Regions from separate parts of the Mus musculus genome. Here all the other regions are linked to region 3. A link is a loop called in an ENCODE intact Hi-C map of the cell type or tissue named here. Cell type or tissue: gastrocnemius. All regions are shown on one strand. Links, peaks and the distances in the headings refer to the core of each region. The heading gives the core; the rest is flanking DNA.

The links. Peaks named below come from ENCODE experiments on the same cell type or tissue, not always from the same donor. Only the 100,000 strongest peaks of a DNase experiment are listed, where the experiment ranks them.
Region 1: a loop joins it to region 3, with 3 times the contacts of the local background. A loop is called at or near these places in 7 of 42 quality-filtered maps.
Region 2: a loop joins it to region 3, with 4 times the contacts of the local background. A loop is called at or near these places in 9 of 42 quality-filtered maps.

What each region holds. Positions count from the first base shown.
Region 1 is chr7:34,383,340-34,393,668 of GRCm38, forward strand. Lsm14a (LSM14A mRNA processing body assembly factor) reads right to left here and starts at 6,366. Exons shown (of 11, transcript NM_025948.3): 1 at 6,019-6,366. The coding sequence starts at 6,139. It overlaps Gm12764 (predicted gene 12764), which reads left to right and starts at 5,274. Exons shown (of 2, transcript NR_169160.1): 1 at 5,274-5,669. It also overlaps the pseudogene Gm12774. In gastrocnemius, for the core only: no CTCF peak of the experiment used is centred there; DNase peaks (open chromatin) are centred at 4,577, 5,314, 5,859 and 6,380; H3K4me3 peaks cover 2,500 bases; H3K27ac peaks cover 2,500 bases.
Region 2 is chr7:34,401,603-34,411,931 of GRCm38, forward strand. No RefSeq gene overlaps it. Among named protein-coding and RNA genes, the nearest start is that of Lsm14a, 17 kb to the left of the region's middle. In gastrocnemius, for the core only: a CTCF peak has its summit at 6,095 (motif pointing right); a DNase peak (open chromatin) is centred at 6,117.
Region 3 is chr7:34,649,818-34,660,146 of GRCm38, forward strand. Kctd15 (potassium channel tetramerisation domain containing 15) reads right to left here and starts at 4,581. Exons shown (of 7, transcript NM_001360820.1): 1 at 4,430-4,581; 2 at 2,767-2,865; 3 at 930-1,022; 4 at 139-314. The coding sequence starts at 995. It overlaps Gm12781 (a long non-coding RNA gene), which reads left to right and starts at 10,128. Exons shown (of 2, transcript XR_391247.4): 1 at 10,128-10,329. In gastrocnemius, for the core only: a CTCF peak has its summit at 5,942 (motif pointing left); DNase peaks (open chromatin) are centred at 4,997, 5,458 and 5,874; H3K4me3 peaks cover 1,535 bases; H3K27ac peaks cover 1,517 bases.

The DNA.
Region 1 (10,329 bases), core at 4,487-6,986, 270 kb before region 3:
ATTTCTCTCATTTTAGCACAAGGAACTTATTAAATGCATTCATCCATATGTAAAGTGCAAACATACCAGAACTATTCCACAAATTTGTGCCCATCCCTTACTTATAATTTTAATATCCGAATCTCATTCTTCTAAGTGAAAACTTAAGTCACAGAGTAAGAGTTTACCTTCCTAATAATGTCTATTTTGTTATAAAACTACTACTTTTACATACCCACTCATAGAATAAATTCACCAACACTCTCATTTAGGGGATCATATGTTTAATTAAAAAAAATTATCTGAGACTTCCCAGCCTGGAAGTGAATGTGAAGCAAATATGGCAGTGGCAGCGGGGCTTATGCTGGGGACACGGGCAGCAGTGACAGCCCTGCTGAACCCCACAGCACCCACAGCGTTCGCTGTCAAACACGCATCCAAGAAGACAGGTGGCAGCTCTAAGAACCTTGGTGGGAAATCACAAGGCAAACACATCAAGAAAATGGAAGGTCACTACATTCATGCTGGCAACATCCTTGGCACTCAGCGTCAGTCTAGATGGCACCCGGGCACCCATGTGGGACTTGGGAGGAACAAGTGCCTGTATGCCCTGGAGGAGGCGTGCCCAATACCAAAAACTCGGAGGCTGTGGATCTAGTCACTAGTCTGCCCAAGGGTGCTGTGCTCTACAAGACTTTTGTCCACATGGTTCCTGCCAAACCTGAGGGAACCTTCAAACTAGTAGACATGCTTTGAAGTCCTGTTGAGAGCATTGGATGGAGCCTGGAGCCCAGGTCACAAGAACAAGAAATTATGGAAGTCAAGGGTCAGGGTGAGGACAAGATCTCCACAGAAGAGGCTGGAGAGATGGCTCAGTGGTTAAGAGCACCGACTGCTCTTCCAGAGGTTCTGAGTTCAATTCCCAAAAACCATATGGTGACTCACAACCATCTGTAATGGGATGGTCTCTTCTTGTGTGTCTGAAGACAGCAACAGTGCACTCATATACACAAAATAAATAAATATTTTAAAAAAGAAAAAAAATTATGTGTATCGATGCTTTGCCTGCATGTATGTTATGTTATGTGTACCACACATAAGCAGCCCCTTGGAGGCCAGAAGATGGAGTCAGATCCCCAGCGTCTGGAGTTACAGATGACTGTGAACTGCCATGTGAGTGCTGAAATAGGAGCCCAGGTCCTTTGGAAGAACAGCCAGTGCTCCTACCCTCAGAACCATCTCTCTAGTCCCAAACATTTTAATTTTAAAAGAATAACACAGGAGGAGTTGCTAAACTGGAGGAGCTGCTAAAAGCAGATGCTGAAAACACCATGGCCCAGATTATCTACAAACACACTTAAAAAGTGACTGTCAATGTCATTTCAGATTGCCCTTTAAGACTTCCTGACATTTAGTTAGGTTGTTAGGATCAAAGGCCATGAAACTTATCTGGGTTTCACCTTCTAGAAGGTAGTTAATTTATAAAAACTCTAGCAGAATACAAGGGAAACCAACCATTACCAATCCAGATTAGGCTTTCACCTTCTTATTAGTGTGGGTGGATTCAATTTATTACCCAATCTGGAACATTAAAAGAGCAATGCTTTTAATAATGACATTAAAACAAGCATAAATGAATTCTATACCATACAAATGTTAACTAGCCAAAATATCAAAAGAATTATATAGTTCCAGCTATATGTAAACTATATGTCATAGCCATGTAAAAGACCTAAATCATAATACAAACCATAAAAGCCAAGTGAATCTTTTACTTAAGTTAAAGATCTAAATAGTCTCTGCCATATACAAAACCAGTTTTAGAAGCATTATAGACCTAAATGTGAAAAAGCAAAATAAAATACATTCTAAAAAGATAAAAGTATTTCCATAGTACTGAATTAAGGAAAAGTAGGTTATTAACAGGAATAAAGAAAAAAAAAAAACAAAAAAAACAAAAAAAAAAAAAACCACACCACCCACCTAGCCCTCCAAGAAAAGCCTAATAAACATGCCTAAATTAAAATAAAGATCTATCTACAATAAGAAACCACTACATAGAAAAAGACACTTGCAATAAATACATCCAAAGGATGTGTTATTAGAACTCAAAACTCCAGAAAATGATGTGGGAAAGTAAGTGGTAACTTCCAAGGCACTTAAGTAAAGATGAACATCAAATGGCTTAGATAAGGAAATACCTCCAAAACTCACTAGCTGACAGAGAACTAGGGACTAAAACCACATTCATGAGACTGAAGTAGTTAAGAGCACATCTGACTTTCAGCACCCACATTAGGTGGCTCAGAACGACCTGTAACTCCTGCTCCAGAAGTATCCACACCTCTGCTCTCTGTGGGCACCTGTACTCAAGTGAACATACCTTCCTCCACACACACCCAATTAGTAACAAAAATAAACAAATAAAAAATACACTGAATTGCCTACCCATCAAACTGGTGAGAATTAAAATATATGGCATATATGGCATTTAGTACTATGACTGGTGAGACATATGGAACAACTAGAATTCTTGCTGTTGAAAATACACATGCATAATCACCTACTAGAGAAAATTACTTTGCATTACTTAGTAAAGACATATTTCCCTATATTCCTACAACTCAAATTCTAAGTATGTGCTTCCCCAGAAAATTATTTCAACACATCAGTGCATTCAAACATTAATTTTCCTAAAAGCATTGTTCTCAATAGCCCCAAACTGTAAACAAGCTAAGAACACACACACTATATATATATATATATATATATATATATATATATATATAAAAAGTATCTATACAAAGTTCAAACTGTTGCGCTCTTAACAGCTGAACCATTTCTCCAACTCTTTGGGGCTGGGGAATGGCTCAGGATTAAGAGCAGTAGTTGCTCTTTCAGTACTCACTATCACTTGTAATTCTAGTCCCAGAGGATCTGAGGCCTTTTCCAGGCCTCAATGGGCCAGACACGTGTGTTGCATAGACATACATGCAAACAAAACATGCATACACATAAAATAAAAATAAAGGTAAAAAAAATAAAGTTACTTTGTGTGCATTTGTGCAGGTCAGAGAACAATTTGCTGTAGTTGGTTCTCTTTCCACCATATGGATCCTAAGAATTAACACCTAAGGCAGACACCTTATATAGGCTTTAGTCATTCCTCTAGTCCCCAACTTCTAATTTTGAAAGATGAAGTGTTAAGTACTGGACATTAAGGAGAAAAAAGTATATATCGATACATGGATTAAATAACATTATAAATTAAATGCTCATAATTTATTATGAACCAATAAGATGCCCAAAATTTTACTCTAATAAAATATTTTGTTGGAAGAGACATATTTTTAAAAACTTTGGGTCACAAATCTTTTGAAGGTTAAGATATAAAAGGATAGGTTTACAATTAATATTTAATATATTCAAAATCTTTAAAGCGGGCTGTGATGGCAAGTCTGTAATCATGGAGATGGAAGCAGTGTAACATTCAAGGCCTAAGAAGGGCACACAGTGAGACCCCTACCTCAAAAGCCCAAAAGGTTGGGCATGGGCTTACACCTCTAGTACCAGTACTTGGAGGGCAGAGGTAAAAGGACCATTGACAATTTAAGGTCAGTTTGAGTTATATAGTGAGTTCTAGGACTGCCTGGGTTATTGGCAAACCAAATGACCAACAGACCAACCCAGGGGAAACAGAAGAAAAAAGAAATCTCAAAAATATGCTGGCTTAGCTTTTAAAGAGCATAAACTACTCTTCTACCAGAGGACCTGAATTTGACGACAGGTGGTTCTCCAGCTGGTGTGTGTGTGTGTATCTGACACCTATGGCTTCTGCCAGTACCAGTACTCACATGCACTTAGCACCACACAGACCACACACATATGAATAAAAAATATTTTTTAAAAAGTTATTAAGTCTGGCTCATGCCTTACAATCCTAGCACATAGGCGGTGGCTAGAGGACTAGGAATTCAAATTGGAAGCTGGCAGATCAATATTTCAAAGTCATCCTTGACGAAAGCCAGCCCAAGCTACATGAGACCATGCAAAGAATAATCCCCAAACCTCTACAAAAACACTTCAGCGAGAAATACTGTTCTCAACCAGTGTGTAGAACACCTGGTGAGAGCTTTACCCACCCTTTAATAAAGTCATTAAAACTAACACCATCAAGCTGTTTAAGGACATCACAGTCAACTCTCATTTGTTTTTGAGGCAGTGTCTCACTCGGAAGTTTTGGAACTCTCTAAATTGATGAGGGTTGCTTGGAACTCAGATCCACCTGGCACTAATCTCCTGAACGCCGGCACCAAGGCCCGTACCACCAAGCCCAGCTTCACACTATTAGTCAAGGCTTCAGTAATTACTAAGGAGAATCATACATCCTTAAGTATAGTGAACATCTACAAAGATGAAAGCAGGTTCTTTAAGAGGCAATGTGTTACAAAACTCCATAAGGCAAAGAGAAAGTTATGGGGTAGTTCCTGGAGTCTCAGTTTTGGCCTTCTTTGAGAGGGTTTCATGTGTACCAGGCAGATCTTGAATGCCTGACCTCCTGCTTCGACCTCCCTGGTGGAATCACAGGCATGCACCACCCACACTCGGTTTTTCTCACTGGGGAGCCAACCGGGTTTTATGCATTTAAGCATCGACTGAGATGACCTAGCTGTATTGCTTTAGCAGCCCTGATTTTGCATATCGGGGACTACAGGGGAGTGTCACAGCACCAAGCCTCATACTGCTCTTTAAAAAGCAGACTCCTTGACTTTTCAGTGTTTGATTCAAGGATTTTTTTTTTTAAGTAAATTGCCAAAAGTTATGTAAGTATCACAATGCAACTGTGGAAAACATCACCCTACTCTTTTATAGTGTCCCTTTTTTAAGCTTTGTTTTTGTGGTTCTGGGGAGGGAACCCAGATCTCCCACTTGCTAGAGAAGAGCTGTCAATCAAGCCACACCCCTACCCCCTATTAGGTATAATTCAAGAAACTGAAACTGTTAAAAGAAGCATCTATAAAAAATGCTTTTAGATTTAGAATCTTGCTATCCCTAGGACCTTTTTTCCTAGCATACTTAGTTCTTAACAATTCTACTAGGTGTGGTAGGAAAATAGACCTCCCTGGTATCAGAAACTGTTATAAGACTTCCCCTAGGATCAGAAACTCAAGTTTATTTTCTTTGTGCCTTCCTGTCACTAGCACGCGTGAACGGAAACAAAACCCACAAATTGACTGTATCGACTGTACAGACTATGGGGTTGGGGTAAGTAGGGGGGGATCCCCTTCCACACAACTTCCTCTCCCCAAGTACAGCGGAGTCGGTCAGCGCCCCGATAGTACTCGCTCTGAAGTGTGTACAAGAGTCCCGGATCATCAAAACTTAAACTTTCCTTTCTACCAGGGTTCCAGAAAATTGGCCCATGGGGACAGCAAGCAAGCATTTTAACGCGCACCCTTCGGTTGCATAAGAATTCCGGCATAACAGGTAACAATCACAGAGGAGACAAACGGGATGCGATCGACTGGACGGTACGAAACGGCCTTTCGAGATCACAAGTCTGCGGCGCAAACCCAAAGTTTGGAGCACACTCCTTAGGAGTTCACTCGACAACCGTCGCCACCGACCCAGACGAAGAACGCTGAGAAAATGGGTGCCCGAGGAATCAACACATCCGCATTCATCTCGAGGTAGGCGTCAAGATTCTTCGACTCCTCCGGCTTTGTTCGGCGCTTCCGAAGAAGGAACGACCGAATTTCGGTCTTGGAAGCCGCGAACCTGGGTGTGTTCTCCGGCTGGTTCCCGGGACTTTAGCATCGCCCCGCCCCGGGCGCCGCGCACTCGTTCCCCGGATGGAAGGCGCGGAGCTTCGGGGGAAAGGAAGCAGCCCGGGGAGCCCGGGGAGGCCGCAGCCCGGCCCTTGTCGCTTGGGGGCCGGGAGGGAGCGAGGCCCGTGAGGACCGCAGAGGGAGAAGAGCGCGAGGGCGGCGGGGCGCTCTACCCGCGCCCCCCAAAACCCCGAGGCCCGCCCCGCCGTACCTTTGGCGAGGGCTACCGTGGAGTTCTCGGTGTCGATGGTGTAGAGGATGCCCTCGTAGCGGATCTCCGCCTTGGAGATGAGGCTGATCTTGCTGCCGATGTAAGGGGTGCCCCCGCTCATGGCGCCGCCGCCGTCGCCCGCCGCTCGCACTCAGTCAGATCCCGCGCTGCGCCCGCCGCTCCGCCCGCCCGCCCGCTCGCTCGCTCCCTCCGTCGGCGCCTCACAGCAGCCGCCTCAGAACCAACATGGCGGCCGCGCCGGCTCCGCTTACCCTCCCCCAGCCTCCCGCCCTCAAACCGCGGCGCGGCGGCGGCGGCGGCGGCAGCAGCGGCGGCGGCGCAGGGCATGCCGGGAGGGCGAGGCGGCGTGCTTTCTCGCGAGACTCGCCGAGCTCACGGACGGTCCCGGGCTCTTTCCGCGGCGGCCCAGAGCGCTTGGCTTGCGCTCCCGACGTGGAAGGTTTTCACGGCACCTAGATGTCGCGGGAAGACTAGACGAGGGCCCATCCCGCCTGGTGATGCTGACTGCGGCCTCTGCCATTTCTAGGCGGGCTGCACTTTGGTACGAGCCCAGAGTCTTTGTAAGCGGTCGCCTCCCAGCTCCGGAGCCGCTCTCCGCGGGCCACGGAACTCTCACTGTAAACGCCAGAGCAGCCATCTTCGCCTGAGGAGTCTCACACTCCAAGGGCTGCCGCTCCGGGAGGCTCTGGGACTCTGTCCCCCAAACTGAGTCCAACCCTTTTTATGCGGCTTGATCCGTGTCCTAGCTTTCAAGATGTTCCCGGTCACTAACTATGCAAGAAACACCAGTCCAAGTGTTTCTCTGCCGCTTTGATCACTTAATGTCAGCTCCACTTTCTTAATAACGATCATCTCTCCGATCGGATACCAAATTGGCATCTTAAAACTTTGCATCCAGAGATGTAACTCTTCGGTTTTACTCCAAACTCGTCCCTCTAGCTTGTTCTCGGAGGTAACTATGAACCGGGAACGTTTGCTTAGTAGCTAAGACCCCAGTCCTGGATTGTCTTACACCTCCACACCTGTCCTAACTATAAATCTTGTCTGTTCAGGCTGGACCGTCTCCATCCGTACAGCTCTATATAACGCCTCAGTTACCCTGGCCAGAGTTGTTGGCAGTAGCTCCCGAAGAATTCTATTTCTCTTACCCCTACTAGGTTTTTCTTAACACAGCAGTCAGGGGGAATCATGTTCAAGTAGCAAGAGATTTTGGACTTTTGTTCAACTCAAGATAACATCCGTCTACTCAGTGCGCTCCACAGGTTACATTTTACACAAGGTGAAAACCAGACTTCCTAGTTTGGCTTATGAGGGCATGGATGATTTAATTTGTTGTTACACAGCTCCATACTGTTCCAAGCATCCCTTCTTCTCACAGCTTCCACAGTTCATTATACTCTGCTCAAAGCTGCCCTAAGAGGTGATGTATTTACAAAACTACAGTAGATCTCGCTTTACACCCCTCTTCTTGCCTTGCTCCCTCCCTACCCCCCATCGCATTTGTCTATTTAGTCATAAGTGTTTGTCTCCCTTCTTGGCTAGAATGCAAATATTTTGAGGAAGGGTTTCTGGTTTTAGACACTGTTTGCATCATCCTTGGGGCCAAGTGTAGCAACCGGCCCAGGACAGCTGCTCGGTAGACATTTGCTGCAAGAGTGAACAACTGGGATAAGAGCCGAACACAGGCAGCAAGTAGGATGTCTGGTGCGCTGAGCCAATGCATGGTGATTATCTGCGTGTTCCGGGAAAGCAGGAGAGAAGATTGATGAGCTGAGCTGTGACTGGTGCCCAGTGGCTTCAAGGGGGTCCCTGCTTCAGCATACAGTCATTATTTGGTGTGCAAATCTGCGTTTGGAGTCTTCCCTTTGTAGGTCTCAGACCAATGTTGCCTTCTCTTCCATAGTGAACACATTCTTTCCCTTGTCAGTTTCTATAAACTGATGATACCTAACTCTCAAATTTACATCTCTCACATCTCCTGGCTTCACACATACCAACCACATCACTGCCATCTCTGTTGGGTTTATTCCATGGTGTTAGCTGGTGATGGAACTAGCTGTACTCCATGTCCCAATTACATAGTACATTTAATTGCCAATTTGATAATTTCTCCGTTACTGTATCTATTCTCCTCTCTCCCCATCACCCCCAACAAACTGTCTTTATTCATGGTTCCTAGGGTCTTCTGGGGCCCAAGGTTTGTGTCTGCGATGGTTTGAATGTGTCTCCCAAGAATTCATGTAAAGTTTAATCCTCACTGGGGCAATATTGAAAAGTGGTTGTGGGCCGGGCAGTGGTGGCACATGCCTTTAATTCCAGCACTTGGGAGGCAGAGGCAGGCAGATTTCTGAGTGCGAGGCCAGCCTGGTCTACAAAGTGAGTTCCAGGACAGCCAGGGCTACACAGAGAAACCCTGTCTCAAAAATACAAAAAACAAAAAAACAAACAAACTAATTGATGGGGGAAGACCCAGCCCATTGTGGGTGGAGCCACCTCTGGGCCGGTTGTCCTATGATCTATAAGAAAGCAAGCTAAGCAAACCATGGAGTGCAAAGCTATAAGCAGCACCCCTCCATGGCCTCTGCATCAGCTTATGCCTCCAGGTTCCAGTCCTGGCTTCCCTCAGTGAGGGAGTGTTACCTAAAAGTGTAAGGGAAGAAATTCTGACGCCCCCAAGTTGCTTTTTGGTCGTAGTGTTTTATCATAGCAATAGTAACCCTAACCAGGAAACACGCAAAATCTTTTTTGTTGTTTTGAGACAGAGTCTATATAGCCCTGACTGTCCTGGAATTTGCTGTGTAGCCCAGGCTGGAACTCAAAGGGATCCATGTGTCTCTGCCTCCTGAATACCAAGAAAAGTCATTTGGCACTACACCCAACTAGGCTATAATTATCAGTAATTTTATTTTTAAATATAAGGTCCACACTTTTTTAAAGTGACCTGTGTGTGGTGCTGGGCATTGAACCCGCGGCCTTATATGTGCATGCTAGATAAGTACCACTGAGCTAATTTCCAAATTCTTGATTTCAATTAGTCTTGTACTTATCTTTTTAAAAAGATTCCTTTTTTATTATGGGTGTTTGTACAGACATATATATGTTATATATGAAGTATGTGCAGTGACTGTGGAGGCCAGAAGGGGGCGTTAGATTCCCTGGGACTTGATTTACAGATTGTTATGACCCACCATGTGGTTGTTGGGAACTGAGCCAGGTCCTCTGGAAGGGCAACCTTCACTGTTGAACCATCCCTCCAGGCCTTTCTTGTACTTACCTTAACCAGCTATTCATCCCGGTAAGTATAGTCTTTTTCAGTTCTAGAAATAGGCAGTTAGGTTATTTAAATTTAGGTAGGTATATACCACACTGGTAGTTCCAGCAGTTGGGAAGTAGGAGAATTGTGAGTTCCAGGCCTGAGCTACAAAATGAGATCCCGCTGTCTCAAGATAACAAAACAAAACAAACAAGATTGATTTTCTTTTCCTCCTGAAAACCTACACGTTTTTGCCTATGTTGTCTATCTAATGCTCCAGTTCATTAACACATAATAAATACATGTGAGGTCATTGTTAATTCTAATATTGCAATCGTGTAAATTACATTTTCTTCCTTTACAACTATGCTAGATACATTATTTAAAAGAACTAAAGTGATTGGAGTCAATATTTTTATCAGAGAGGACAACCCTATTCCTTTCCTAGTCAATAGGATGAGTGCAGTTGTGTGGCTTTCCCTGGGAGAGATGAACAAAAGCCTAATCCTGCCAGGCAGTGTTATCCACAGACAAGTGTAGCTCATGAACAAATGGGTCCATTTGGCTTACTTACAGGGGCACAGTGAATCAAATTGTTCCCAGCTCCTAGAAGTTGCATCCAGTTGCTCCCTACCAGAGCTTCAGGCAGCTACTCAGAAGGCATTCCCCTCAGCAATTACTGACTGTGATAGAATCTTGGGGAAAGGCCTTGTGAATCTCCTTACTTTCTGAGCTTCCTGAGACATGTAAAATTCAGGAGCTTCCTGAGATTGTGTGCTTAGTTTTGGGAATCTTCTGAACCCTCTCTCTTCCACAAAGGAAATAGTTATGCAACAGAAGTTGATTGCTTAGGTCTAATTGGGAGTTGAACTGAGAAGGGTGTGATAGCAGGTGGTGATGTACACCTGTAATCTGCCTTTGGATTGGAAGCAGAAAAAAATCTGAGGTCTCTGCTAGCCTGGGCTACACAGTGAGACTACCTAAAATGAAAAAATAAAATTTGGTGGGTGGGTGGTCCAGTAGTTAAGAACACTTAT
Region 2 (10,329 bases), core at 5,046-7,545, 250 kb before region 3:
GTTCCAGGCTATCCAATAACCCTCTTCTGATCTCCACAGGCACCAGACATACAATATATGTGATGTATAGACATACATGCAGGAAAAACACCCATGCACAATGTGTCAGCAAACTCTGGTGAGGCAAACACTAGACTGCTGAACTGTCGTGTGCTGTCTGGGCTCACTGAGAAACTCACTCTGGAAGCAGGGCTTTGCCCTCACACCCTCCCCTATAGATCCATGTATGTTTGTGACAGGGAGGGAAGAGAACAGCAAACCCCACAGGAGGAAAAAAATACCACCTCCTTGAGAACAGCCAAAGGTCACAGTCTAACTCTGTTGCAGTAACCCAGTACAGGGTGACTTAAAGAGCTAAAGGTTTCCTTAACTCACGTTTCTGAAGTGTGAAAAGTCTAACAGAGCATTGATGTGCACTTGCACGTGAGAAAGGCCTCCTGCTGGGCTGTGGCATGGCAGAGGGCATCGTACAGAGAGCAGGTGCAAGCACAAGGCAGAGCCACGCCAGCTTTCTTAGCAGGTCCACTGTGGAATACCCCCCTGAGCCTGTAGGACATGCGTGCACTAATGTGCTCTGAGAGCAGGGCCTTCCCCATCTAACTGCTGTTTAAAAGTCCCGCTTGGCTCTCACTTTGGTTTTTGTTTTGTTGTGAGACCATTCAGCTTTGTAGCCCAGGCTGTCCTTGAGCCAGTCTGGCCTTCAACTCAAAGAGATCCTCTACCTCTGTTTCCTGAATGCTGGGGCTAAAGTTGTACTCCACCGTGGTGTATCCTCCTTCCGTCATGCCTGGCTTCTGCCCTGATCTCTTACTAATTCACAATGGGGATTATATTTTTCACTTTCATCTTTTATGTTTAATTTTAATTTATTATGTGTGAGTGTGTTCATGCTGCAGACTTCATGGGGTGGTCTGAGAACCAATAGCAGGGGCAGATTCTCTCCTTCCACTGTGTGGATTCCAGGGATCAAACTCAGGATACTTTACCCTGTGAACCATATCAACAATCCTATTTTTAAATTTAGAAAATAATTTACTTTTAAATATGAATGTATGTGTGCAAGTATGTATGTGTGTGTGTGTGTTTGCCTGTTTGTCTGTATGTGACATGTGTGTAGTGCCCTTGAAGTCCAAAAGAGGTTGTTAGATCACCTGGAACTGTAGTAATAGGTTATGAGTCAAACAATGTGAGTGCTGGAAAGCCAAACCTGGGTTCTTTGAAAAAGCAGCAAGTCCTCTTAGCTGCTGAGCCCTCTTTCCTTTAGACCCTTATCCTAAAAAATTTTTTTTCTTTCTTTTTTGTTTTTTTGAGACAGGGTTTCTGTGTAGCCCTGGCTGTCCTGGAACTCACTCTGTAGACCAGGCTGGCCTCGAACTCAGAAATTCACCTGCCTCTGCCCAACACAAAGTTTCAGTAATCCATACTGGCCTTTTCTGTTTGGATTTTTTTTTCCCTTTGAGACAGGGTCTCTATGTTGTCCTGGCACTCACTATGTAGATCAGGCTGGCCCTATAACTCACAGAGATCTACCTGCCTCTGCTTTCCAAGTGCCAGGACTTGGTTTACTCCCACGCAGGACTTCCAGGCTCGCCTTGAGCTCCATACGTCCAGTTCATATGTTCTACAGGAGCTGGAACGCCTATATTGATATTCAAATGGCCGTGCTCATTCATCCACAACCAACCTGGGCTGCCTTCATACTGCACTGGTATATGAACTGGTTGTGGCAGAAACCTTTGAAAAGAATGTTTGCTGACATTCTCGAATCTAAAAGGTCAAACGCAGTGGACAGGTTCCAGAGGGCTTGCAGTCCTTGGCGGCACACTGGAGAACGGTGCAGATGAAGTTCAGGGCACAGGCCCTACACCTGAATCTGACTGTCATCTTTTCTTGTCTGTCCAAGAGAAGAACATCTGAGGAGACAGAAGTGAAGTGATTTGTTTTGGCATATGGTTTCTGTAGCTGTAGATTTTTCAAAACCTACTTTAATAAGGGTTCTTAAATGCGTTAACCTCCCTTCTAGCCCACCACCCACCAGAGGTAGAGGAAAAGAAAGGTTATTAGGATATGGGGGAAGTGGATCTGTTTAAAAATTGTTGTTTGGAGAAAATCCAATCTGATGTCAGGAAATCAGCTGTTCGGTTCACAGGATTCAGTAACAGTAGCCCAATCCACTTGCAAACACTTCATGAACATATAAGCAGTCCAGTTCAGTAGGGTCAGGATAGCAAACAAGAATTAGCAGCAGTGGTAAGACCTAGCAGAGACAGGCAGGCCTCAGCTGAATCCGCACGAATCGGCAGGAGAGACCAGGAGAAGCTCTTTGCTGTGCCTCTCAGCAAAGCAAAGATCAACACAGACTAGAGACCAAGAAGCACCGAAAAGCTAGCTATGCAAGCAAGCCTCTTTCACAGTCAGTTGAGTCCCGTTTATACTCCCTCCAAACATCACATGTCCTCCACGGGTCTTGACTCTGCACGTGGGTCTGTTTCAGCTGACGTCATTCTGCCCATCAGCCTGTGTCCGAGGAAGTGGCAAGAAGCTGCCAGAACACCACCAGGAGTTTTTTGGTGCATTTCTCTCTATGGAGTCACAACAAACAGCTTAGTTACAAAACGTAAGGTGACCCATTACATGTGTGACCTTAGCAAAGAATCCTTCATCACGTGTCTTTTCACATGCCTGCTTTAGCAAAAAACATCCTTTCACCTGTGTCTGCTTCAAGCACAAAACTCCTTCATGTGTCTGCCTTAGAGAAACGCCATCTGACACAACTGGCTTTCCAAAGAAACCATAGGTTTCCAACTCAGGTTTCAGAGAGTTCTTCATAGTCTTCTGCACTAACAGTGCTGGGCAGAGGGTCACGGCATAGCACCAGGGTATATGGCAGGGACTGTTACTACACAGCAAACAGGAAGCAGAGAGAGAGGAGGCATAGGAAATGGGGCAGCTTTCAGAGGCACACTTCTAGGGATCAAGTTCTTCCCAGACTTCCTGCAGTGTTCCTAGATGGTGTCACAGACCTGTGTTCCCAGCACTCAGGAGGCTTAAGCAGGAGCATTGTGAGTTTGAGGCCAGCCTACTCTTCAAAGTGAGTCCAGGACGACTATACAGGGATACACAGAAACCTTGTCTCAAAAGCCCATTATGTATATGTATATGTATATAAAATAATATATGATGCAATATTATAGATTTGTCTATTTGTTGTTTAAATTTATAATAAAACATAATGTAATATATGTTACATGGACACACACATAAACATATATATGTGAATAATGCATTTCTTTTTTTTTTTTCTTTCCCCTCTCACACCTATGGTGCCACCAATACATTACTTAGAATTCATCATTCTTCTAAATGCTCCAGAGAAACAAGAAAATGAATATGTCGCTGAAAAGAAAGTGGGGGGTAAAAGTCACTTTTGGGCACAGCATCCACCAGTAGTGACGTTAGACTTCTTTAAGCTCACGGGACCTGGGGCCTGAAGGCCCAGGCCTACAATCCCAGCTAATCTGGAGGTTGAGGCAGGGGGATCACAAGTTCAAGGCTCTCAAAATAAGAACTCCAGTGAGGGCTGGGGGGGAGGGGCTTAGTGACAAAGCAGCGCTAGACTAACCCCAGCATTTCCATTAAATAAATAAATAAATAAATAAATAAATAAATAAATAAATAAATGCACATGCTAGCTCAGAGATGACCAGAGCAGAAGGACCTAGGGCAGTGATCAGCTCACAGCAGGGCCAACTCCATCCTGTATTCCTTGAAGCAAGTGTCTTTGTTGTAGGTCATTCAGAGAGTTCAAGAAAGCAGGTAAAAACTCCACTGGCCAAGGACACCTTTATTTCCAGCACTGGGGAGGCAGAGGCAAGCTGATCTTTGTATGTTCCAGGCCATCCATCCTGTGTTGTTGGTTGGCCTGATGCTGTTTGTATTCTGATGTTAATTCTGCTTCTTCAGCTGCCCACTTTGACTCACCCCCATTCTCCCCGACCCCCCGACCCCCCAACCCCCGCAGAGCAGTCCATCACATGCTTGGATGATCTCATGTGAGCCTTCTCCCCATTTTAATTGGTCAGTAAAGGTTAGAGCCTGTAATTGGGCAGTGGAGGGGAAAGGTGGGGCTGAAGGTTTGAAAATGGGGGCAGGTAGAGACCCAGAAGAGGATAAGAGGGAAGGGGAGAGGACAAAAGAAGAGGAGAAGGCAGCCATGATGGACCAGAAGAAACTACAAGTAGCAAGGGGTCTCATAGCTGGGGAATAAGTTAATATAATGTTAGATCTGCCCAATGCAAGCATACAGTTTATAATTATAATAACTGGATTGTGTGGTTTTTATATGGGCTTATTTGGGTTGGAAATTCCAGCAACAAATTGGCACCCAAGGTGGGGTTTAGGATTGAACTAACCTGAGATAAAAGTCTACCCCCTACCTTTACCTAAGTGGGAGTCTATATAGTGAATTTCAGTCCAATCAGGGCTACATAATGAGACCCTGTCTCAAAAACCAAACCAAACAACCCCTACTGGGTCTTTTTGAGGGCAGCTCTGATTTAAAAAGCTCCATTCCTCACCAGAGACTTCCACAACAGTTTCCTAGATGTAGTCTCCAGGGCCTCTGCAAGGGATGGACCCACGAAAAAAGTTCCACATTCATAAAACACAACCTAAAGTACCGATGGCAAATGCGGCTCAGGAGTGGGGAGCTTGTCGAGCTTGTGCAAGGCTCTGGGTTCAAGTCCCAGCCCCACAAATACACAAGCAAACAACCTCCCACACAACCGATGAACATAAGCTGATAGCTGTGACACCATCTAGCTGTCAGTCAATGGCAGTTGACCATTTTTACTCAAAGCCATCCTTCTTAGCAGCTCAGTTGACGCTTTCAGAGACGTACATAAGCTTACAATTAAATGTTTAGGTAGGGCATTTTGCTGGTCAACTCCTGGAACTTTGGTTAATGGCTTCAATAGAAAAAGATTTTGTGACCAGTGTTTGTGTACCCAGTGGGATATGGGCCCCATATCCTATGCAATTGGCCATCAGTGCTTTTAATTGTTAGAGAAGTAGTCTACCGCTTTTATTGTGCCTATTTGTTTATTCATTGGCTTTGTTTTGTTGAGAAAGGTTCTCTCAATATAGCCTTGGCTAGCTTAGAAGTGGCTATGTAGACCAGGCTGGCCTCAAACTTCCAGAGGTCCACCTGCCTCTTCCTCCCAAGTGCTGGGACACATCTGGCCTTACTGTGATAATTTTAGAAATTATATATCAAGCCGGGCCGTGGTGGCTCACGCCTTTAATCTCAGCTCTTGGGAGGCAGAGGCAGGCAGATTTCTGAGTTTGAGGACAGCCAGTCTGGTCTACAGAATAAGTTTCAGGACAGCCAGGGCTACACAGAGAAACCGTCTAAAAAAGAAAGAAATAAAGAAATAAATAAAAAAAGAAAGAAAGGAAGAAAGGAAGAAAGAAAGAAATTATGTATCATATAGTATTATATGATAATTTCCCCCCAATCCAGCTAACTACAGCGAAAATTACTCAACTTCCTTATAAAAGCACGCGTTGCTAAATACTATATGTAAATGAAGGGTTTCAGTAATCCTTAAAAATTATTTTATTTATCATCTAACTATCTATTATCTATCTATCTATTTATCTACCTATCATCTATTATTTAAGTGCATTGGTGTTTTGACTGCATGTATGATTATATTAGGGTGTTGGATCCTCTGGAACTGGGGTTACAGTCAGTTGTGAGTTGCCATGTGGGTGTTGGGAATTGAACCTGGACTCTCTGGAAGAGCAGCCGGTGCTCTTAACCACAGAACCATCTCTCCAGCCCCAGAGTTTTTATTACTCTTAAGGAACAACTCAAGACCTTTAAAATAACCACTCACGAGCTGGAAATGGTGGTACATACTTGTAATTCTATCCTCTGGATGCTGAGGAAGGAAGGTTGAAGTTCAAGGCCAGTCTGAGTTACAGTGAATTCTGGTCTGGCCTGGAGTACATAAGAGACCAAGCTAAAAAAACTAACCCATTTATTTAGTCTGTCGCTTTAAGCAATGCTCACATTCCTGTTGATTTCCACTAGATGGCAGCAGAGGACAGCTGTTTGCCTGCGGTGTAGGGTTGAATTAGAGCGGTCATTATTTATTGTGTGTCTCGGAGGTCAGAGGACATCCTCAGAGAGCTTTCTCTCTCCGTCAGGTGGATCATAAGGCTCTAACTCAGGCTTTCAAGTTAGGCACTGAGCTATTTCACCGGTTCTAGCCCGTAGTTTTCTTTTGTATGTATGTATGTATGTTTGTTTGTTTGTTTGTTTGTTTTGAGGCAAGGTCTCTCCAGGTAGCCCTGGCTGTCCTGAAACACACTATATAGATCAGGCCCTCCTGAGCCTCTGAGAGCTTCAATTAAAGGCATGCTCACCATGCCCGTCTCTTCTATTTTCTGAGGCTCAGGCCGGTCTGGAGCTCTTGCTCCTCCTGCTTCAGCTTCCTGAAGATTGGGATTCCAGGAGTGCAACTACCACATCCAGTTTCTTTAGCGTTTCTACAGGGGCAGCTTTCTTTAACCCTTCATCTGTGATTCCAGATTCAGTAGTGCTGGAGTAGCGGTGCCTGTTTGCATTTGCGCTCTGCGCCCGGCGCTCTTAACGATTCCACAGGAATACGGGAAGATGAGAGTCTGGACACAGTTGGAGTCCATCTGGAAGTCACACTTGCTCTTTCAGCTAGAGTCCTATCACAGGCATGGGGTCTCTGAGTTTATTCAATAGCCTTCTTTGCACCCACCTAGTACCCATTTCAGGTGCACATGAATCTATCCCGGAAGCCCACCTGCCGCTGCGGTTCTATTTAGATCCCTTAGGTGGACTCTGAGCGGTTTCTGTTCAGCATGGATTTGTTTTGATTCCAATCTGATTTATCTCCTCATGCAATACAGACTTTTCCATATCATAAGAAAGGTAGGTAGATTCTTTCAAGCTTTTCTTTAAAAAATTACACACACACACACACACACACACACACACACATATTTTAAAGAAGTGTCTCACTATGTAGCTCAGGCCAGCTTTGAACTCATGTTCCTCCTGTCTCTAGTTCTTTTACTTTCTTTTGAGACAGCATCTCATTACATAAACCAGACTGCCCTCAAACTCACAAAGATCAGCCTGCCTCTGCCTTCTGAATACTGAATACTGGGACTGAAGGTGTGTGCCACCATACCTAGCCTGACCCTAGCCCTTGAATCCTGGTATTCCAGATGTGAGCCACCTTGCCCAACTCAGTCCTCTGGCCAAATTGAATCGAGGGTTCTGGAAGAGCTAAGGGTGTTGCTTACCGCTCGGCAGTGCCCAAGGCAAAGTCTTCTAGGATCCAACCAAACAAGAATCCCAGTCTCACTGGTGTCTTCAGAAGGAGCTGGGACAGGATCCACACAGACAGCAAGAATGTTGATAGATAGTCCTAGCAGTGGGAAGCCTTGCAGAAGCTTAGAGATGGCTCAGATTATGGAGACAAGATCTGTGAGGGGCAGGTGTGAGAGGCGCCATGTTGCCCCCCCTGGCTAACAGTTTCTTTGATAACAATTCAGCATGCAGGCCTGGCTTCTAGATCCATCCCCAAGGGAGAACTGGCAGTTAGAAAAGGAGCCCAAAGCTATGGCAATTCCTTGCCTAGATAAAAGTTAACAACTAGGGGGTCATTTTCATTAGAAACAATGTTGTTTAGCAGCATAGTTGACACACACCTTCTTATCTGTTTCCAGGGAAGGATGGTTAGAAAATGAAAGGACAGGTCCCCAGGAAGAAGAGGAAAAATACCGATACTTCATCCTGAAACCTAGACATGGAAAGAGACAATAGGCAGGTGCCTGAGTTAAGAAGTTTGCAAAATGAGTGGTTATGCTTGTTTGCTTGGTTTGGGTTTCTTGAAACAAATTTTCTGTATTGTACATCAGGCTGACCTTAAGCTCCTGGCACTGCCTGGCCTTGAGAGCTTTGAGATTAACAAGCAGGGGCTACTATGTTTGACTCACGTTTTTTGTTTTTGTGAGACAGTCTCTTATGGAATCCAGGCTAGCCTTAAACTACACTCTGTAGACTCCGGATTCTCTTACCTCTAACTTCTAAATTCCCCCTCCCTTCCCCCCTCCCCTCTTCCTCCCCTTCCCCCCTCCTCCTCAGGTGCTTCTTCAGGGCGTGGTGGCACATACCTTTAAGCCAAGCATTCCAGAGGCAGGGTAGGCAGATCTGTGACAGTGGTTTCCAGGCCATGTATGTACCCTGTCTCAGAAAAAAAAAAAAAAAAAAAATTTTCCCACTTTGTCAGCCAGATTGGCCTTGAATTTTCAGCAATCCTCCTGCCTCAACTTCCAGAGCCCTAGGATTACAGATGTGAGCCATGATGCCTCCCTGTAAACTAAAGGACAGTGAGTAGAAAGAGACCCACAGTTACATAAGGGATCCATACTATGGTGGGGGAGAGGGGAGAATTGCAAGTAGGCTGAAAGGAACATGTGGGCACGGCGGAGATATCCATTCTCTTGACTATGGGGATAGTTTTACGGCTGCATACTCATACATGTAAAAAACTTCATGCTTTAAGTATGTGCAAACTATTATTTTCTCTTTCTTTTCTCCTTCCTCCCTCCCTCCCTCCCACCTTCCTTCCTTCCTTCCTTCCTTCCTTCCTTCCTTCCTTCCTTCCTTCCTTCCTTCCTGGGCAGGGTCTCAAATGCAAACTGGCCTTGAACTCACTATGTAGTAAGAATCGCCTTAAACTTGTGGTCTTTCTGCCTCGACCTCCTGAACACAGAAAGTGCAAGCTATTAAATATCCATCTCTCCATAAAGCTGTTTAAGACTAAAACAGGGATAAAGGAACACTGAGGCCATATACATGATGGAAATGACCCAAGTTTCACTACTTAGTAAAAACACATAGTTCTGCTGGGTGCAATGTACAAGGAAGGATGGCGGCTGGCAGCAGGCAGTCAATCGGCTTCAGGCACATTCTGGATTTGTGATCTTAAGGAGCTCCTTTAACGTCCCATTTTCACCGTCTCAATCTCAGAGGGGACTGAATAACATAATAACCATCATAGAGGACTGGTGAGATGGCTCAGCGGGTAAGAGCGCGGACTGCTCTTCCAAAGGTCCTGAGTTCAAATCCCAACAACCACATGGTGGCTCACAATCATCCGTAACGAAATCTGATGCCGCTTTCTGGAGTGTCTGAAGACAGCTACAGTGTACAGTGTATAAACAAACAAACAAACAAATAAATAAAACCATCGTAGAGTCAGCAGGGAGTGGAGGGACACTGTTCAACTTCTGGCTAGGATCCCACAGACGTAGGTGGAGGGAGGGTAGGAGAGGGCCGCATGGATGGCCGGGAGGCCCAGAGGGCCAGAACACAAGTGAAATCCAAGACCTGTGAAGCCCAAGGCTGCGGGGGCGGGGGCGGGGGCTGCGGCCGTGGCGGCAACAGGTCATCCACGTAGCCACCAAAGGTCCCAGTAGCACAACATCCAGGACACCGAGTGCGTTCACACGGGAGATGCGTGAGGGTGGACCTGGAATCAAGGTTTTTTGGGCGTTGCTGGGCAATGAGCCTTCCCAGTTTACACTGTACCTCTTGCTGTAGGTTTATGTGTCGTGGAGGGTTCAAAGCTACAGTTCCCTGGCTGATCCAGGCTGAGCGATTGCTGGGCCCCAGCTCTAGCTTTATGCAGGAAGGGAGGCAGGGCTTCTCTGGTACAGTTTGGGATGATTCTTTCCTGGTTCTCCGCTCACTTAGGACTGAGCCTCCAGACGCATCACCTAGGAACTTCACCTAGGATGATGCCCTTCCTTTGTGGAGGTGTGGGCTACAGGCCGAGTTGCAAGAATAGATGGAGTGGTTTATTTCTAGGTGGATTTTCTGTGTAGAATGATTATTTCTTCTGTCATAATCCACTGAACTATATCTCCAGGTCCAAGCCCTAGTTGCCTGGCCTTGAACTGACTTTGTAGCCCACACCGGCTTCTCTCCAGATTCCAATGAGAGATGTGCTGAGATAGATTTCAGTCATGCCAGCCGCTCACATCATGGGATACTGAGAGAGGAGGTCTAGCGGCAAGCTCCAACTTCACAGGACCGGGACCCTTTGGGAGATGAGCCTTTTGGCATGCCTGTGGGAGAATTACCTTGATTTACATTAATTGGGTTTGGCCATGTTAGTGTGGATGGGCCCGTTCCCCGGCCGGGGATCCTGGACTGTATACAATGTATAAAATAGAGAGTATGAGCTGAGCAGTGACCCGTCGTTCCGTTCATTCCTC
Region 3 (10,329 bases), core at 4,996-7,495:
GAAGTGGCCTTCCACAAGCAAGCAGTCTCTCAAACAGTCAAGAGCATCAGGGAGCGACAGGCCTTGGTTTCATACTCTAATGGTATCCTATGGATACCTGGGCTTCACACTGCCCGACACTGAGAGCAGAGATCTTACCTGGAGTCAGGGTACTTGGTGAGTGTGGCCAGGCTGCTCGTATACATGTGACCTCCCACATCGATGTGCACGGGTGCGTTGGCTTTGGTGAGCTGAGCTGGCAGTGGGATCCCCTGGGCAGCCAGGGGAGACACAGGCGACCGGGTGAGTGACAGCCGGGACATATTTCCTCCCTCCTAGAGATCGAAATACATAGGAAAACAAGGGTTCCTAAACAGCCTTTATTTCGAAATGTGATCAAATATTTAATCAGATCACTTCTTCTGGTGCCTGATCACATATTCAGCTGACAAATTATGGCCACCACTGTAATTAAGTGTGTTTGCATCATTTTCTTCAAAGTACTGGGGGTGGGAGGAGGATGCTTATTAGCAATAAGAAATCAAGAAAAAAAATTTTTTTCAAGGTGTCAGCCTCCAGGGGCATAAAACAAACTGCAAAATTCTAATTAAAGGTCGCGGGCTTATGTGTTAGATGTGAAATATCCCCTGACAAACGAATCACCAATTTGTGAATTGGGATTCAGGGGTTTTTTGCAAGTTTGTCTCAGTAACGAGACACCTCTAAATTAGTGACTTCCTCAGCACCTAAGGCGCTGAGCTTTATACATGTAGTAAATTTCACATCAAATTAAGAGCATTTTCGTTTCAAAAAAAATACATAATCATACAGACAGTCAATACCCATCTCTTATGTACTGAGTCTCAGAAGACCTGCAGCTAGTGAGCAGGTACCCTAGAAAAGAGCAAAGAGGGGCCGAGGGGCCAACCCAGCCCACCACGCAAGCTCACCGCCGTGCCGCTGCTGCCGTGTGCGTTAAGCGAGGACCCGCTCGGCCGCTCCTTGCGGTGAGGCATCTAGGCTTCCATCCCTGCCCAGAGTATCTGTAGGAAGCAGTGACTTATTTCTCAGCCGCCACCAATGAGTTCTACAAAGATGCTGTCTGGGACCCCATGTATATATACCAAGCAGCTTCCCCAGATCCCACCAAACCTCCAGGCCCCAGTATAACATCTCTCTCTCTCTCTTACACACACACACACACACACCCCTCCATACCCCTAAGCAGACCTCCAGACCACAGCATAGCCTCTCTCTCTCTCTCTCTCTCTCTCTCTCACACACACACACACACACACACACACACACACACACACACACACACACACGTTTTCTAGGCAGTTCCATGTCTGCTAATTTGGCTAATGACAGCCTAAAACATATGCTCGCCATTATTGCCCTGCAATGTTTCAGAACAAATCTGATTTCTTTGGTATTTTGACTTAGAGCCGTGTTACCAAGCGTGTCTCCTCTTGCATCAGTGGAGAGAACCTTGGGGCGGGGGTGGGGGGGTGGGGGTGGGGGTGCCGCTCCCCTCAGTTGGCTGGGGAGCCTAGGATCTCTCACCACCCAGTGAAGAAGACGCAGTTTGTATAGGACACCTCTTTCCACAGAAGCCAGGGCACAGAGATGCAGGAGCATCACTGGGAAGCCACCAGTCACCTAGAGCTTCCACGGCAGGCAGACAGGACCTGTCTTTGTTTGCCTACTCTGCACCTCCCTGCTTCTCCAATAGACCCCCAGAATGGTGCTGCCTGGGCCTAATGTATTCCAGACCCCCTCAGGATCACAGGCCCTTGAGGCATTGAGAGCTGGCCAGACAGCAATCAGCAAATGGGCTTTCTCCCCTCCTCCCCAGAGCTACTCAGGGACTTTCCTATGTGCCACAGACACCTGAAATAAAATTGTGCCTCAGTCCCCAGAAGCTACCCTGGGGGCTTTTCAGGGGGCCCCTGAAGAAGGGGTGGGGAAGGGCGGGTTTCTAGCTACCCCTTTCACTGGCTCCGGGTTGTCTCCAAGGGCAATAGAGGAACACACACACACACACACACACACACAGACACACACGCACATGCACACACTGACACACAGACACACACACTGACACACACATACACACAGACACACACATACACACAGACATACACACACAGAGAGACATGGAAAGGGGAGGAGGGAAGTCTACAAACATAACCTGGACTTCTCTGACACAGATTTAACCCTTATGTGTCAAAACTACATGCTATCCTGGGTACCCACATGGTGCTTTTTCTGTTAAACTTCTAGATCTCTGTCTTAACATTCAGCATGCAATGATAAAACATGGTCTGAGGTACATAGACTGAACCGATTCAATGGAAGGTAAGTGTCTCCCCTCCTATGATTTGCTTCACCTCTCCGCTGCCCTGGGAAGTTCTCTGACCTGAGACTGTTTGGGGGTGAGGGAGGGTGTTCTATCCTCCTGGAAGAGTTGGGTGGCTGTTCAGTCCCCTGCTTTGGACATCCCAGGTCATTTACCTCAAGGAAGTTTTTGAAAAACCAAAGCGGACCCAAGGGATGGGTTATCCAGTCCTGGGAGGGGGGGTGGGGGTGGGGGAGAGGATGCCATAAAGGAACACCCACTGAAGGTCAACAGAGATAGAATTCCCACCCAAATTCTACCAAAGCACCACATTTTTCCACTACCAGGACCCAACTCAGATGTGACAAGTAGCATCAAGCGCCCATCTACCAAGCTGCCCCAGCCTGCCCTCAGCCTGTTTCTCACAACACAAACCAGAAACTCACCATTGGAAGCCCCAGGCCTTAAGCCTTGACCCGAATCTCCACTGCTCCCTCTGCCAAACGCATCTGTGGTGGACCACGACCCTTCTTCCCAGAACACTGCTGAGATCACAAACATAGACGTGCAATTGATAAGAGACACAAGTTCCCTGCACCAAACACCAGGACCCAGACGCGGCTGAGGCTTGGCCAAGCCGCCTGTTGCAGGGACCTCAGCGGGTTTGCAAACTGGCCCAGCATTGACCCGCTTCTCCAAGCTGTGGTGGGAGACCCCGGTCCCGCGCCCACCCGCAGCCGAGCCCCGCCCGCCCGAGCAGAGGGAAGTGAGCAGAATGCCACGCTCATTTACACACAAAATGATTTTGTGTCCCATTGTGCTCGCAGTTGTTCAGCTCTCTGGGGGTGATTAAACTGGCTGAGCTGCGGCAGCTTGAGACGATTTCACTAAATCGCTTCTTCGTGAAGTCGCTTCTTTTGCTAAGCTGTTATCTTAACCATAAAAGGTAAACAGAAGGCGCCTCTCCAGTTCCCTTCAGCTCTTACGCCCAGGGCGCTTGCCCGAGGCAGCAGTGCCAGGGGCCTGCAGGACTGTCCAGGGGTGGAACGGGAGGGACGCAGCGGGCCACCTGGTGCGCGCCAGCGGGGCCGCAAAGCCAGCCGGCCGGTGTGAACTTCGGGGCTACAGGATCCGCTGGGCCGAACCTCCGGCCCCGCGGGCGGGGTGGCCAAGGTACCCGAAGGGCCCAGCGAAGAAGGGGTGGGAGTGCGGTGGGGGGCGGAGACAAAGTTAAATCAAGAGGCAGACACTTCAAGACCACAGATGGGAAGCTCGCCTAATTAAGGACGTAAAAGCGCTTTTGTTCTCAAAGTTTATTGTTGCCGGGATTTAAAAAAAATTAATTGAAACTAATGCTGTTATTCACTCGCGCAGTTAAATTCCTTCATGCACATTTGAGACACGGAGTGAAAACTTGAAGGTTTATCTTTCTACAGTCGGGGGCTTCTCGAGGGAGGGTAGAGAGGTGCTACTGTGACGCGAGAGTGGGAGAATGAGGGTGTTCGCATCCAGATGAGGGGGTGCGTGTGGGCAGTGGAAATCTAGAGACCGCGGTCCGGTCTTGGGGCGGCGCGTTCCCCGCCCCACATCCTTCCTGAGCTTGGAACCACCACCAGTGCGTCTAGCATGAGACTCGTAGGGTGGGCGTCAGAGAACGCACATCTGTCCCGTTAGAGACTTTTTTCTTTTCTATAAATTGGGCGCCAACCCGGTCCTGTGAGCCCCGAAAGCCCAGCTGCATGGAGCCGGTTTCAGACTCAGGAAAGTCATCAGCTCTGCAGGGCACTCGAGCCCATACTGGAACCAGAGTGCGGAGGACCTGGACGCATATTCCGCACAGCAGGATGATCAGAGCCCGGCCGAGTGGGGAGGGTCCACCCGCGGCTAGGACCAGCCCACGTGGGCACCCCCCCGCCCCGTGCGCGCCAGGCCTTTGTGCTGGGCGCCCCCACGCCGCCAGCCCCTGCGCTCAGCAGAGGGACAAAGCAGCCGCCCCCCCGCCCCCAGCCTAGGTCCCGGCCCGGGGCCGAGTGACTTTCTCGGAATTGCAGCCACTTTGGGAACCAGGGGTGTGCGGCACTGAGCGGTGGCCGCCCGTGCTGGGCTTACCTCGGAGCCGGAGCAGTGGATCGGGCACCGGCGCAGCCCCCGCCCCCCGCAGCCGCCGGTGTCGGGCGCCCGGCGCAGCCCCGTCGCCTAGCGCTCGATGCGCGCGGGTCGCTCCGGTCTCGTCCTGGAGTTACTTTCTCTCTCGCCCCCAACCCTCCCCCCACCCACCCCTCCCGCCCCGGCCCCCGCTCCGCGCGGCCCCTCGCGGCGCGCCGCGCCGGGGCCTCCCCTCCCCGCCCTCCCCTCGCCTCCTCCCTCTTCGCCGCGGCCGCCGCCGCCTCCTTTTCGCGCAGCTCTCCGGCTGCCCTCCCGCCGCTCCCACCTCTTCTCCTCCCTCTCTCTCCAGCGGCCTCCCCCGATGGCTGGAGGGGAGAAAATAGCCCCCCAAAACCAGCCGGTAGCCTGTGCGCCTCGCCGCGGCCCAGCCCGGATTGCAAAGGGCAGCGATCCGGTTCCAAATTACCCCGGCGCGGCGAGCGCGAGCGGGCGCGCGCGGGCGACTCCTGGCTCGGGGCTCGGCTGCGCCTCGGGGCAGAGGATTAGAGTCGCAATTAGCTCCGCGCGCCCGCGCCTGCCGCGCTCCGCGACAAAAAAAAAATGCACCGTTCCCCACCGCCACCACTTCCTTCCCACCTCGCGATCCCCACCCGTGGGTCCCGGAGCCCCGTGCCTGGGTGCCAGGGGGCTGGACCAGTACCCTTCCGGGAGCGCTGCGCCCGAGCCCCGCGCCCTCTGCGCCCCAGCCCCCCGCCGTCCGGCCACGCGGCGCCCGGGCCTCCTCCGGGCTCGAGGAGGGGGCGGGGGAGAGGCTGATTTTAATCATTGTCATTTCATCTGATGTAATATTTCCCCGGGCGCTTTCAGCTGGGCATAAATTTTCGACTCCCAAATAAGTAACACAGGGCACGTTTCTCACATTTCTCGACTCCTCGGTTACAAAGAGGAGAGAAGCAGCCGCCGCCGCGGCGCCCCGGGGCTGAGGGCGGGACTTGGTGTGGGGAGGGGAGAGAAACTGGGCTGCCAGGCGGCTTACCTCCCTCTCTCCCTCCCTCTCTCCCCGGGTCTCGGCCCCGGCTGCCCCTCTCCCGGGGAGCAGCGCCGGCCGTGACGTCTGCGGACACGCGGTGGCCACCGCGGGGGAGGGGAGCGCGGGGCACCCGGCCCGTCGCCTGCGGCCACTCGCGCCATTTCCTGGACGAGCGCGGCGCGATGGAGACGGCGGCGGCCAAAGGTCCCTGCGGCGCGGAGGCCTGCACCCAGAATGCCCCTAGCTGCTCCCCCGCTGCCCCTTCCTCCTCCTCCTCCTTCCCTTGCGCCCCGCCCGTCCCTCCTCCTCGACCATTTCTCGGCTCCTAGGAAACGGATCGCGGCCGGTGCGCTTTGCCCAGACTGCGCCCCCGCCTGGTTCCCGGGACTCCCGGGCCAAAGGCAGGCTTTCGGCTAGGAAGGCGGGTGCGCTTCGGCCGGGAGCAGCGGCGCGGGCCCCCCTTTACAGACTCCGGCCGGGCCTGGGCGCCCTCTACTGGCCAAACTCCTGGGGGTGCTCTCGAGGCCAGACGGGAACACTGGAGAAAGATAATGGGGGTGGGGGCTTGGGGAGAGGACCCAGTCTCCCCTTATTCAGGGGACCTCTAGTGCGGAGAGAGCATCCGTCCGCGCGTCTGTAACTTCACGCGGGAATAAGAAACTTTCCTCCTGAGGGAGTTATTTATTTATTTATTTATTATCTCAAACTACTGGAGAAGGGGGAAATTTTCTCATTAAAGTTACATCCCCGCAGTTAGTTCAATTACTTGATATATGCAGAAGATGTTGTAAATTTATAGATTTAAATAGCTTACAAAGATGCCGCAGGCCCCATCAGTTAATTTCCTTAATTTATGGATTTTAAGCTGCTCCTAGAACAGAAAGGGGCCCGCGAAGTAGGTCAGGGATCTGTGCTGTGGGGGCCCATGGTCGCCCACGTTTGCTTCCCAGGCTCTGAAACCACCCTGGACTAGCTCCCAGCTTTGCTTAAACAGTGCTACTCTTCTGGTGAGCATGCAGGTGAGGGAGGTCCTGTTCGGCTGGATGGTCTGCTCAGTTCTTTGCTGGCTTCCCCAGGCTTTGGACAGCTCAAGGTAGTAGAACTTAGAAACAGTAAACCCCCCCAGTGTTGAAAAAGCTGACCCTTAGAATGAGGTGAAAAGCACTTTGCAAGAATGGTGACCTCAGTAGAGCAAGCTGCTATGTGAATGCCCTCAGCTTCAGAGAGAAAACCTTTCCTAGGCTTTGAAACAGGGAGAGCCAGGAGAGTATGCTAGGCTCACTTGAGGAGTGACGCTCTGAAAACTGCTTGTCACCGCCCGACGGGCCTCAGTACCCCCTCTCTTCTTGTCACCTGCATGGCTGTGGGTGAGTCTTTGTTTTGTGTTCAATACGGGTGAATACATACATATAAATTCATACTTAAAAGATTGGAATAAACTCAACTGTTTTAGGAAGCCACATGGCAATGTGATTAGGACTGGTATTCATGATTTAACATTTCTTTTCCCTCTAGATGAAGTTTCTAAGATTCACAAGGCACATGTCAAGGACGGGTGTATAAATGGATTTTTATTTATTCACAACTCCACGACTAATTGCTTCCCCTTGCCTCAAGGCCACGAGATTGGTTTTAATATGACACTTCAAAAGTATTCATAGAACTCCAGAGATAGCAAGTGTCATTGTTTAAGAGACAAATCTCACCGTGATACTGCTGACCCTGAAAAATAGCAGGTTTCACTTTATTTTAAATTCCCACATGTTTCTTTTTTTTTTTTAAGTTCCACTTGATACCAACTATATTAAAAATGCACAATTTAATCAGAACAAGGGCTGACCATTTTGAAGGACCTTTATTTCCTTGATGCTCCCGGTCTTTGTCTCCACCGTCTATCGTCTCTCATCGAATGGCTGAGCTCTGTGTGCGTCACGAAGGGTAAGCTTCGGTCTGAGTTTTGTCTCAGGTGTTTTAAAAGTTCCTGGCTAAGGCTGGAGAGATGGCTCACTAGTTGTGGCCATATGCTCCTCCTGCAGGAATTCAGTTCTCAGCACCCACACAGCAGCTTACAACTGCCTGTAACTCCAGCTCCAGAGGACCCAACATTCTCTTCTGGCCTCCGAGGGCATCTGCACCCCCCCCCCCCGCCCCCATGCATATCCAAGAATAAAATAAAGCTTTTTTTCTTTTTTAAGTTTCTAGCTAAATGTCAACTACCTCTTACACCAAGAGAAATTGGCATAGCCCACAATAGGTGTTTAGTGGTCTGTCGTATCCAATGCAGCAGGGGTACGTTTTTAAATTGAGAATATGTAATCAGGATGGAAACAGGCCGAGACATCTTGTGGACTATATCTTTCATTACTACAGTCCAAGTGACGAAACTGGATGAATCTAGGCAGAATGTGCATCGTTTAGATTTGATTAGTGCTGAAGTTGCCACAGCCTACAAGGGGATCCAGATCTGTGCTCCATTTAGGTTTCTGCTCCAACCAGAGCAGTCCTGTTAGCTGCAGGATGCAAATCTATCTGCTAGTGAAGTGAGGAGGTTGAAGCCTGTAATCATAGCATTCGGAAGGCTGAGGGAGGCGGCTCGTGAGTTCTGGGCCAGACTGAGGCTTGAGAGCCTAACTGGAACAACAGCCCCCCAAACAGGCCCGTAGTTAGAAAGAGGGAATGAATCTTAAATAAGATGAGTTTGCCTACTTCAGCATTCTTAGGAATGCTAGGACTGGACAACAGATGAATAGACTGAGGGTCCTTTCATCCTGGTAGAAGAAGGGATAAGAGCATGGAGGGTAATTGGATAGAGATGGCTCTTCTCCAGCTTGAGACTTCCAGGGGTCGAGGGGAGGGTCAATTTAGACTTGTCTATGTTTGTATCCATCTCAAGACTAAGAGAGGTCACCTCTGTATACTACAAAGGAACCAGACTGGCCCGGAGTGCCCAGATTGAGTGTTCCTAGTACGGAGGAAGCAGAGGCAGAATTCAAGGCTAGCCTGGGCCACAGAGTGCTACCCTATCTCCAACATGCTAGAGGTGGTAAACCATGTTTGTAATCTCAGCGCTTCAGAGGCAGAGGTAGGAGGAGGAGTTCAAAGCCAGCCTCGGCTACATAGTGGATTTAAGACCTGGTCTCAAGCCGGGCAGTGGTGGCACACACCTTTAGTCCCAGAACTTGGGAGACAGAGGCAGACAGATTTCTGAGTTTGAAGCCAGTCTGGTCTACAGAGTGAGTTCCAGGACAGCCAGAGCTACACAGAGAAACCCTGTCTCAGAAAAAAAAAAAAAAAAAAAAAGACCTGGTCTCAGAAAGTAAATACCAAAACAAGAAAGCTTCACGCCTACCTAGACACCCTTAGACAAAGAAAAATTATTCCAATGACCCCTACAGCATTCCCTGTCACACCGTACTGCCCCCAAATGGGGCAATAAGCTTTGAACAACCAGACTTACCTCCTAGGTTGGGGCCCCTTTATTGGGAGTGAAATGAATATTGGGCCAAATTGGGCTCAGTTTAGGGGGAAAGGAGAATGGTTTTGTGCTCAGGGTTGGAGTCTGTAAGAGTTTGTGAGGTGTTGCCCAAAACCCCGACCAGGTAGCAAAATAGAAGCTAAACCTGTGGAGAAAGCTAAAGCCTGGCACACAGATCATGCCTGGGCTACCAGGACTCACGAGGTTGAAGCCAGCCTGGGCTGCGTAATGAGCCCTGTCTTAAGAAATGTTTAAAACTTTAGGGCTGGAGAGATGGCTCAGCAGATAAAAGCACTGGCTGCTCTTGTAGATGGCTGGACAGAGATTGACTCCTAGATTGACTCCTAAGGAAATCAGCACCTTCTAGGGGACTCTTGGATCCACTATCACTCAACACATACAGATGTGTCTTTTTATATGATTTGAGGGGAAAAATGGGAGCGGGGACAAGGTCTTATACATAGCTCTGGCTGGCCTGGAACCCTCTGTGAAGACCAAGCCCAAGCTACAGAAATCAAACTGCCTCTGCCTCCCAAGTACTGAGTTTAAAGGCATGCCCTACCATGCCTAGCCTGATATTTAATTTTAAAGAAGTTCCTCGAGCCCAAGCCGGAGATGGCTTAACCCACCTTTCACCCACACCCTCAGGGGAAAAGGCTCAGAGGTGGGGGTGGTCAGGTAGAATGTGGCTACTTCCAGGTAACCAAACCAGGCCACCAGCCTCAGGCGCTCCACCTGGGTTCTTCTCCAGGCTCATTCCAGTCTAGGGAGCTGCTTCAGTGAAGCCTACAGAACCTCCTAGCAATCCCTCCAGGCATGGGGGGTGGGGCTGCTCCCTCTTAACTGAGGAAAACAGGCTAGTGGATTACTACACAGACTCTGGCTTGGCATTGGTAGGAGACCCAAGGGCCACCAAGGGTCAAGCATGTTTTGTGCAGCAAACTGGGGATGGGGGTGGGGCAGGTGTGCGTGTGTGTGTGTGTGTGTGTGTGTGTGTGTGTGTGTGTGTGTGTGTTGTGAGGCTCGATCTCTGGGATCCTGTCAGCAGACCACAGGCTCAGCACTTGGGTCCTGTTACTAAGTGCCTTTGTGTGGCTACTAGTGACCCATCGGGTCTCATAGGACACAGGGTTCTGTTGACACTTTTGCAAGAGTCCCAGGGAGTTTTTCCCAGGAAGAGTTACAGGTCACGAGGAAAGTGACCTTTGGTCTCCCAGTTCTGCCCCAGGCTCTTTTCCAGGACAGAAGCCTCTCTGGACAGCCTTCTTTCTCTTCTCAGGCAATTCCTTCTCCTTGGGTTTGTTTTGGAGCCTGAGTGGGGAGCGTGTCTACCTGAGTCGCCTTGGGCACGCTCTCTCCTGTCTTCACATGTGATGTAGGAACAGTGAAAGACCTTAG